2 separate regions of the Homo sapiens genome follow, and region 1 is linked to region 2. The links are chromatin contacts, found by Hi-C or POLR2A ChIA-PET in ENCODE. All regions are on one chromosome and are shown on one strand. The core of a region is the stretch at or near the end of the contact, and the rest is flanking DNA. Distances in the headings are between cores, read along the strand shown. Region 1 overlaps LOC105373281 (a long non-coding RNA gene). Region 2 has its middle 42 kb from the start of TP53BP2.

Evidence for each region. A loop is a pair of places that touch in the nucleus more often than their neighbours do. ChIA-PET counts read pairs that join two places held with the same protein, here RNA polymerase II (POLR2A). Pooled maps may share reads with other maps.
Region 1: a loop to region 2 is called in a map of aorta, with 3 times the contacts of the local background. The contact joins two enhancer-like sites. A Hi-C loop is called at or near these places in 1 of 168 maps with a recorded cell type or tissue (aorta) and 5 of 50 pooled maps. POLR2A ChIA-PET finds 5 or more read pairs at or near these places in 3 of 52 experiments (AG04449, AG04450 and PC-9).

Annotation. Positions count from the first base shown.
Region 1 is chr1:223,696,398-223,700,593 of GRCh38, forward strand. The region is part of intron 1 of LOC105373281 (a long non-coding RNA gene); the gene reads right to left. Among named protein-coding and RNA genes, the nearest start is that of CAPN2, 14 kb to the right of the region's middle. Within about 2 kb of position 1,999, at least 2 of the 41 ENCODE cell types and tissues checked have a DNase peak (open chromatin) inside an H3K27ac peak, as active enhancers do.
Region 2 is chr1:223,885,389-223,889,597 of GRCh38, forward strand. No RefSeq gene overlaps it. Among named protein-coding and RNA genes, the nearest start is that of TP53BP2, 42 kb to the left of the region's middle. RefSeq lists an enhancer at 2,476-3,675. Within about 2 kb of position 2,848, at least 14 of the 41 ENCODE cell types and tissues checked have a DNase peak (open chromatin) inside an H3K27ac peak, as active enhancers do.

The DNA of each region.
Region 1 (4,196 bases), core at 749-3,248, 190 kb before region 2:
TCCCGCACATTCCAGAGCAAATAGTGTCTGGACTGAATCGATGGCTACTTGTAGGCCTCTCCAGGATCCAACCATCCCACGTAGGTCTTCTCGAAGTGCTGTCCACTCAGAGAAGATCTGGCTGAGGAAACAGACACACAGAGGCCACGCAGCCAGAACCACAGCCCAAATCAGCCCATAGGAACAAGGTGGGGAGACCACCACTACTGCCCCCTGCTGGACACTGGGCAAACTCCTTCGCGGAACTCACAAGCCCTGTGTGTCCCGGCACCTGCTCTCTTCTCTGGCCCCATCTCCCATCACCATCCTCATCTGACAGTCCACACTACAGCCACCGAAACTTCTCTCAGTTCCCAGCCAATTACTCAGTCATTTTGGAGCCCTCTCCCCTTCCTATCCTCTCTCCGTCTATCCATCCACCCTTACACTAATTGAACTCAGCTCTCAGGCCCCAGTTGATGACTTCCTCCCTTAGGGCCAGGCACGGTGGCTTACACCTGTAATCCCAGCACTTTGGGAGGCCAAGGCAGGTGGATCACTTAAGCTCAAGAGTTCAAGACCAGCCTGGGCAACATGGTGAAACCCCGTTTCTATGAAAAATACACAAAGTAGCCAGATGTGGTGGTGCACACCTGTAGTCCCAGCTACTCAGGAGGCTGAGGTGGGAGGATCACTTGAGCCCAGGAGGTCAAGGCCACAGTAAGCCATGATCACACCACTGCACTCCAGCTTGGGTAACAGAGAGTGACCCTGTCTCAAAAAAAAGACTTCCTGGCCATGCGTGGTGGCTTGTGCCTGTAATCCCAACACTTTGGGAGGCCGAGGCAGGTGGATCACTTGAGGTCAGGAGTTTGAGACCACCCTGGCCAACATGGTGAAACCCCATCTCGACTAAAAATACAAAAAAAAAAAAAAGAAGAGTCGTCCGTGTTTGCACGCACCTGTAATCCCAGCTACGCAGGAGGCTGAGGCAGGAGAATCACTTGAACCTAAGAAGCAGAGGTTGCAGTGAGCCAAGATTGCGCCACTGCACTCCAGCCTGAGTGACAGAGTGAGACTCCATCTCAAAAATAAAAAAAAAAAATTAAATGTAAAAAGACTTTCTCAGTGTATGTGGTATATCCAAGACAATAGAATATCATTCCACCTTAAAAAGAAGGAAATCAGTTGGGCACAGTGCCTCACACCTGTAATCCCAGCACCTTGGGAGGCCGAGGCACGTGGATCACGTGAGGTTGGGAGTTCAAGGCCAGCCTGACCAACATGGAGAAACCCCATCTCTACTAAACATACAAAATTAGCCAGGCGTGGTGGTGCATGCCTGTAATCCCAACTACTCAGGAGGCTGAGGCAGGAGAATTGCTTGAAACCAGGAGGCGGAGGTGGCGGTGAGCCCAGATTGCACCTTTGCACTCCAGCCTGGGCAACAAGAGCAAAACTCCATCTCAAAAAAAAAAAAAAAAGGAAGGAAGGAAGAAAGGAAATCCTGTCACGTGCCACAACATGGATGAAACTTGAGGATATTATGAGGATATTATGCTAAGTGAAATAACCCAAGACTCCCCAAATCTGGGTGAGGATCCTCAGTAATTTGTCTCCATAGCGCTTACCACAGTGAATTGCAATGGCCTGTTGCCCATTGTCTATGTCCTCTGTAAGGACAGTACAGTATCCTGTTCACGGTTGAAGCCTCAGTACCCAGCATTATGCCTGGCACGTTATGTGTGGTCACAAATAATGATAGATAGACAGATAGATACATAAATAGATGGGTCAGTTCATGAGGAACTCAGTATCAGACTCCAGAGGGCTTTGGGATCTGGAGTCATGACTGCCTGAGATCCAAAACAAGACATTTTGCCAGTTTTACTTGTTTATGCTGAAAAGCATCAAAGGCCTTTTGAAATAGAGGTTTCCTTTTCCATGGCTAAATTAGGGGTTTTCTTGCTTTGAAATAACAATACTGCTTTTTGCCACGTGGTGGAGCCAATACAACATCAAACGGGCCCCAGGAGGCGCCATTTTACCGTCATCACCTGCCTGGGCAGGACCACCCGCTATAGCTCACAGTGAAGAGCATGATTGTGGTGTAATAACTTTATTACTACAGGCTTATTTTTGTTGTTCAGGAAATCTTGGTGACCTTTAAAACTTCCCAAGACACACAAATCATTCCAGTTGCACAAAAGGATGGAGCGGGTTATTTTCTCTCCAATGAGAGCCTGTCAACCTGTTGGTGCAGAAATACATGTGCAGGCTGTGTTTAATTGTGAGTGGGGGTTGGGCGCGGTGGCTAACGCCTGTAATCCCAGCACTTTGGGAAGCCAAGGCGGGTGGATCACCTAAGGTCAAGAGTTCGAGACCAGCATCGCCATTATGGTGAAACCCCGTCTCTACTAAAAATACAAAATTAGCCGGGCGTGATGGCAGGCATCTGTAGTCCCAACTACTCGGGAGGCTGAGACAGGAGAATTGCTTGAATCCAGGAGGCAGAGGTTGCAGTGAGCTGAGATCATGCCACTGCACTCCAGCCTGGGTGACAGAGCGAGACTCCTTCTCAAAAAACATAAAAAGTGAAAATAAAAATAAAAATCGTGAGTGGGAATAGACTAGGAGAAGCCCCCAAATTATTGTATCTTCATAAAGCCAAGCTCACACTTGGGAGGCTGAGGCAGGATAATTATGGAGGCCAGGAGTTCCAGACTAGCCTGGGCAATATAGCGAGACCCCATCTCTACACACACACACACATATACACACACAAATTAGCTTGGCATGGTGGTAAATGCCTGTAGTCCTAACTACTGAGGAGGCTGAGGTGGGAGGATCACTTGAGCCCAGGAAACGGAGGCTGCAGTGAGCTATGATCATGCCACTGTACTCTAGCCTGGGTGACAGAGCAAGGTCTTGTCTCTTAAAAATAAAAAATAAAAAGCCAAGTTCTTCTCCATCAGGGCCTGCTTCTGAAGAGTGGGCAAGCAGGACCATGGGCCTACAGTCCTGCTATCAGAAGAAGTTCTCATGGACCCTGGAACACCTGTGATGGGGCTCAGGAGCCTCTCCACCAGAGCTGCCTAGAGCCCTACTCCTTCCCCACCAGCCTGACCACCACACTCACCTCTTTCACCCTTCACTTCCAACCCCTCCAATTGCCCTTACAAGGTCCTATAGCAGCTAGTCCCTCCCCACCTCTCGGCCTCACCTCTGGCCTCTTCTGGCCCTTGACAAAGATTCTTTGCTTGACCAAACTTTAGTGAGCCTCCTGATCCTTTCCTAGGCCCATCTGTGCACTTCCTTGAAAAATTCAGTTTTAACGAGGACCCTGCTAAGTCAGTTTAGCTAGAACCCCTCAACACCTTGCTATCTGATCATCCCCAATATCTAACTGTGCTCCTCATCCTCCACCATCTAGGTGATGTCCAATGACCCTGTCCTGTCTTCAGCAAGACTCGGTTAGGGGGTTTAGCCAGAATCCCCCTTATTCTTTACGTTTACTCTTAGTAATTATCTGTCACTGACCCCCACTCTGCTTCTTGGCTATGCATTCCCACCTGGCCGTGCCATATTCCGAGTTGAGCCCAATCTCTATCCACCCCGCAAAACCCCATTGCAGTGGCCCCTATGCCTATTGCAACAGTCCTGAATAAAGCCTTCCTAATCATACCTCAACAAGTGCCACCGAATAATTTTTTCTTTTCTTTGACACCAATCTCACATTACTACCACCACCCTCCCCCAGGACCCTACTCCCAGAACACACTCAACCACCCCCATCCCTACATAGAATGCTCAGGGCGCCAAGGGGGCGTCCAGGGACTTCATGGTTTCTAGCACTTTGTAGTCCACCGAAATGCCCCCAGGAGTGGCAATCAAGTGGAGAGGCTGGGCTGTGTGTTGATGGCCAGTCTGGTCCCAAGTAGACCCCATAGAGATGTCCTGGGCCCTTCATCCCCCCTCCACACCAGCACCAGCACCCACAACTTAGGGACAGACCAGTCAGCCCCAGAGAGAGAGAGAAAGAGAGAGAGGGAGGAGGGAGCAACAAGAAATGCTTGCACAGCTCTGTTCTGCAACATTCTTATCTTTCTCCTAGAGGAATTCAAGCATTAAACCCTGGGGGAGGAATCTTCTGGTTCTCTTGTAAAGGAGGGTACACTCCACCCCACCCTAAACTCAGACATTTGAAGCAATCCTAG
Region 2 (4,209 bases), core at 1,598-4,097:
GTCCAGGTGGGCCCAATCTAATCACATGACTCATTTTAAAAGCAGAGTTTTCTTCAGCTGGTGGTAGAAGAAGTCAAGGAAATTCAGTGTGAGGGGGGATTTGACTTGAGGAAGGTCCTCTGTTGCTGAGATGGAAAAGGTCCCTGGAAAGACCTGGAGCAACTCCTGCCCAACAGCGGGCAAGGAGACAGGGACCTCATTTCTACTGAATCTGGCCAACAACCTGGAGGAGCTTGGAAGCAGATTCTTGCCCAGAGTCTCCAGGTAATAGCACAACCCAACTGACACCTTGATTTCTACCTCGTGAGACCCTGAGCAGAGAACCCAGTTGAGCCTACTATGACTTCTGACCTCTGGAACTAAAAGGTAATAAATGGCTGTTGGTTTAAGCCACTGTCCTAGTCCACTTGTGCTGCAATAAACAGAATACCTGATACTGGGCATTTTATAATGAACAGAAGCTTTTTGGCTTACAGTCCTGGAGGCTGGGGAGCCTAAGGTCAAGGCGCCAGCAGGCTTGGCATCTGGTGAGGCCATTCTCTTCTTCCAAGATGGTGTTTTTCCTGCTGTGTTCTCTGGAGGGGAGGAAGGCTGGATCACATGGCGGAAAGTGGAAAGGCCAGGAGAGCGAGCCCACTCCTGAAAACCCTTTTATTAAGACATTAAACCCACCCATATGTGTGAAACCCTCGTGGCCTAATCACCTTTTAAGGCCTTACCTCCCAATACCATTACAATGGCCGTTAAATTTCAACAGGCATTTTGGAGGGGACAAAGATTCAAACCACCGCAGCTGCTACATTTATGGTAATTTGTTACACAGCAATAGAAATGAGTACAGGTTACATTTGAACTGTCCCTTGAGGGATGGATTGCATTTCAAAGTATAGAGAAGAAGAGGAAGAAGCTCTTTAGACAGAGCTCCAATTGGGCATTTTTCAGTCTCCTAGATAATGAAGCCTTCATTTATTGAGTGCTTGCAATTTATAGAGCATATCTATGATATCATTTTACTAACTTCTCACAACTCTGTGAAATATTTATTATATCTCCACTTTACAGAGAAATAAACAACAGTCAAAAAGGTAAAGTAACCTGAGCCAAGTTAGTGGAGGAGGCTGTAATTAAAACCCAGGTCAGTTTCATTCCAAATCCCACCCTTTTTACTACATAAGCCTGACCTACCTGGGGGCTTGGTGGCTGAAGAGTGATATGCCACCGAGGAGACAGGTCAGCACTGTTTCCTTTGGGTCAACGGCCCTTAATCTCTTACCTCAGCCTCGTGATTACATGGGGTTTTCCATGTTTGTTTTCTAGAACAGAGTCAAATGGTTTGCTTAAATCATTGCAGATCAATAAACACGTTAACTCTAAAACAAGTGCACACAGTGTGACATTACCTCCCATCTCCACCTGTTTACTCTGTTTCCTGAGATGACTCATCCTAGCTGGTCCTCATCCATGTATCAGCCTGCCAGCAACCCTGAGGGCATTCATTCACCCTCAGTTGTACCTACTTCCATCCTCTGGGATTTCCACTTGAAAGACCTTCTGCCTCAGTGTCCACACATTGCAGGCTCACTCTGTGAGGGGGTTGCAGTGGGACTAAAAGGGGATCTCCACCATGTGATTGTCTTTTTTTTTTTTTGAGGCGGAGCCTCGCTCTCTCATCTGGGCTGGAGGGCAGTGGCACCATTTCGGCTCTCTGTAACCTCCCCCTGCCCTGGTTCAAGCAATTCTCCGGCCTCAGCCTTCTGAGTAGCTGGGACTACAGGTGCGCACCACCATGCCCAGGTAATTTTTGTATTTTTAGTAGAGACGGTTTCACCATGTTGCCAAGGCTGGTCTCAAACTCCTGAGCTCAAATTATCCTCCCACCTTGGCCTCCCAAAGTACTGGGATTACAAGTGTGAGCCACCGTGCCCGGCCTACCATGTGATTTTCTAAGATGTTCTTAGGGAAACATATTCACACACACACACACACACACACACACACACACTCCTGCAACGTGGTGTATATAATGCTGGAAGTAGCGTCAGAGATTAGGCATTAGTGAAGAGTCCCTGAGTGAGACCAGAGAAATGTGAGCTAAAGATTCATAATGGAAGCAATGGTCAAGGGTAATGACCTGGCCCACTCTTTGTAGCAAAGCTACCTACTACTTTTGTGAATGAAGCAACTGGAAATCAGACAACGCCGGGCATGATGGCTCACACCTGTAATCCCAGCACTTTGGGAGGCCCAGGCGGGAGAATCATTTGAGCTCAGGAATTTAAATGAGGGGAATACAAGGTGTGTTGCAGGAGTTTGTGTATTCTCTAGAATGTTTCTGTAGAATGACTTGCCCTTCTTCACTGTGGCTGCAGAAAAGACAGTAATCAGGGCTTCTAGAAAAGGGGATCATGTTGCTTTCCCAACATAAATAACAGACTAGTCAACTTGGAAAAAAATTCAGGGAAGCTGAAATCCTTCCCAAGCTCCTGATTTAATCAACAGTATTAGCTGAGACAGTAATCCACCCCTCAAATTCTGCAACATTTGACTCTGTATCATCTGCCAGGCCAACAGAAATAGCCCTTGACTGTAGCATTAATCAACGGCACTAAAGCCATCTAAAAAAAGAATGTGTCTGAGAGGAACTGAGCTAGGAAGAAAAAATAGATACAAGGAGACAAAAGTTGTCGAAAGCATCTAGCCCCGTCCGAGACTCTGCATCTGGGGTCACTGAACACACAGCCCCGTCACTGGAGAAGTATTCTCTGCTGAGAAGAGATTTTCCATCAGGCTTTACGGGAACGCAGGTGACGTATACCCTACAGCCATGGTGCTTTCCTTTCCGGTTTCATGCTTAGCAAAGAGCCCTCTGATTAATGATGCGTCACCCGAGAGCCCGTCCACTAGAAATGATGGCAATGTTCCTCCTAAGGGCACAGATTGGTGACCCAGGCAATCTGTCACTGTAAGGGGAAATCCCTGTTGCAAATCATTCTGCTGGAATTCTGATGAACATGTCTACAGTCAGCTCAGCACACAGCAGGGTGGATGAAGTTTCCTTCATGAAATCCAGGCTCAGAACCTAAAAAAATCCAAGGGTTGAGCCAAGCCCTTCAGAGGTATTTGGGGCCCTGTGTGTGACCCATTAGATTGCCATTAGTAACAAGCCCACCCCTCCAAAGAACCCCTTTCCACATCAGAATGCTTAGAAGTCACACCTGTGTCGTAATGATACCATTTGCAAAGACCTTGCTTGGAAGTAATTTTTCAGTATTTGGTTGCCCATGAAAATATCTGATTTTTTTTCCTTCCACCCACAATGAATGTAGTCCATAACACATACAAATACACACACACATTTTCACTCTTCCTCCTGCTTTACCAGTTTTACACATCTCTGCATCAGGACCCAAACTTGAGCACTCAGGATCTCAACCACAGTTGAGATCTCTTCTTCACTGTCATCCCGGCACATCAGTTACTTAAAACAACCCAATTTCAAGAACTGATAGACCTTCATTTCTGGACACACCAAAAACAAGCAAATTCCAGAGGATCAGCTTCAGGGTGGCAGAATGGAAGGAGTAAAAGCCAACCACGGGGCCAGGTGCAGTGGCTCACACCTGTAATCCCAGCACTTTGGGCGGCTGAGGTGAGCAGGTCACCTGAGGTCAGGAGTTCAAGACCAGCCTGGTCAACATGGTGAAACCCCGTCTCTATTAAAAACACAAAATATTAGCCAGGCATGGTGGCGGGCGCTGGTAGTCCCAGCTACTCGGGAGGCTGAGGCAGGAGAATCACTTGAACCCAGGAGGCGGAGATTGTGGTGAGCCAAGATTGCACCACTGCACTCCAGCCTGGGTGGCGAGTGAGACTCCGTCTGAAATAACAACAACAAAAAGCCAACCATGGGATCTGTGGCACAGCTCTCACTTCACCATTAGCTCACCCAGGACTGGCAAGGGAGTGCCGACTGGAGAATCTTATCCTCTGTTCCTTAGCTGTTTACATGTATAAAGCCTGAGGGCTTTGCACCTAATTAGGGTTTCAGAGCTTTGTTTTTCTCTCAACTAATTACATTTGCCTTGTGGGGAAGAGCCTCTGTCCAGGAGGCATTGCTCTCTGAAAATCTGTCTCAGCCCAGCAACAGGTGCAAGAAGGTGAACAGCTCCTCTCCCCACCAATGCGGTGAGATGCCGAGCCAGGCCCTGG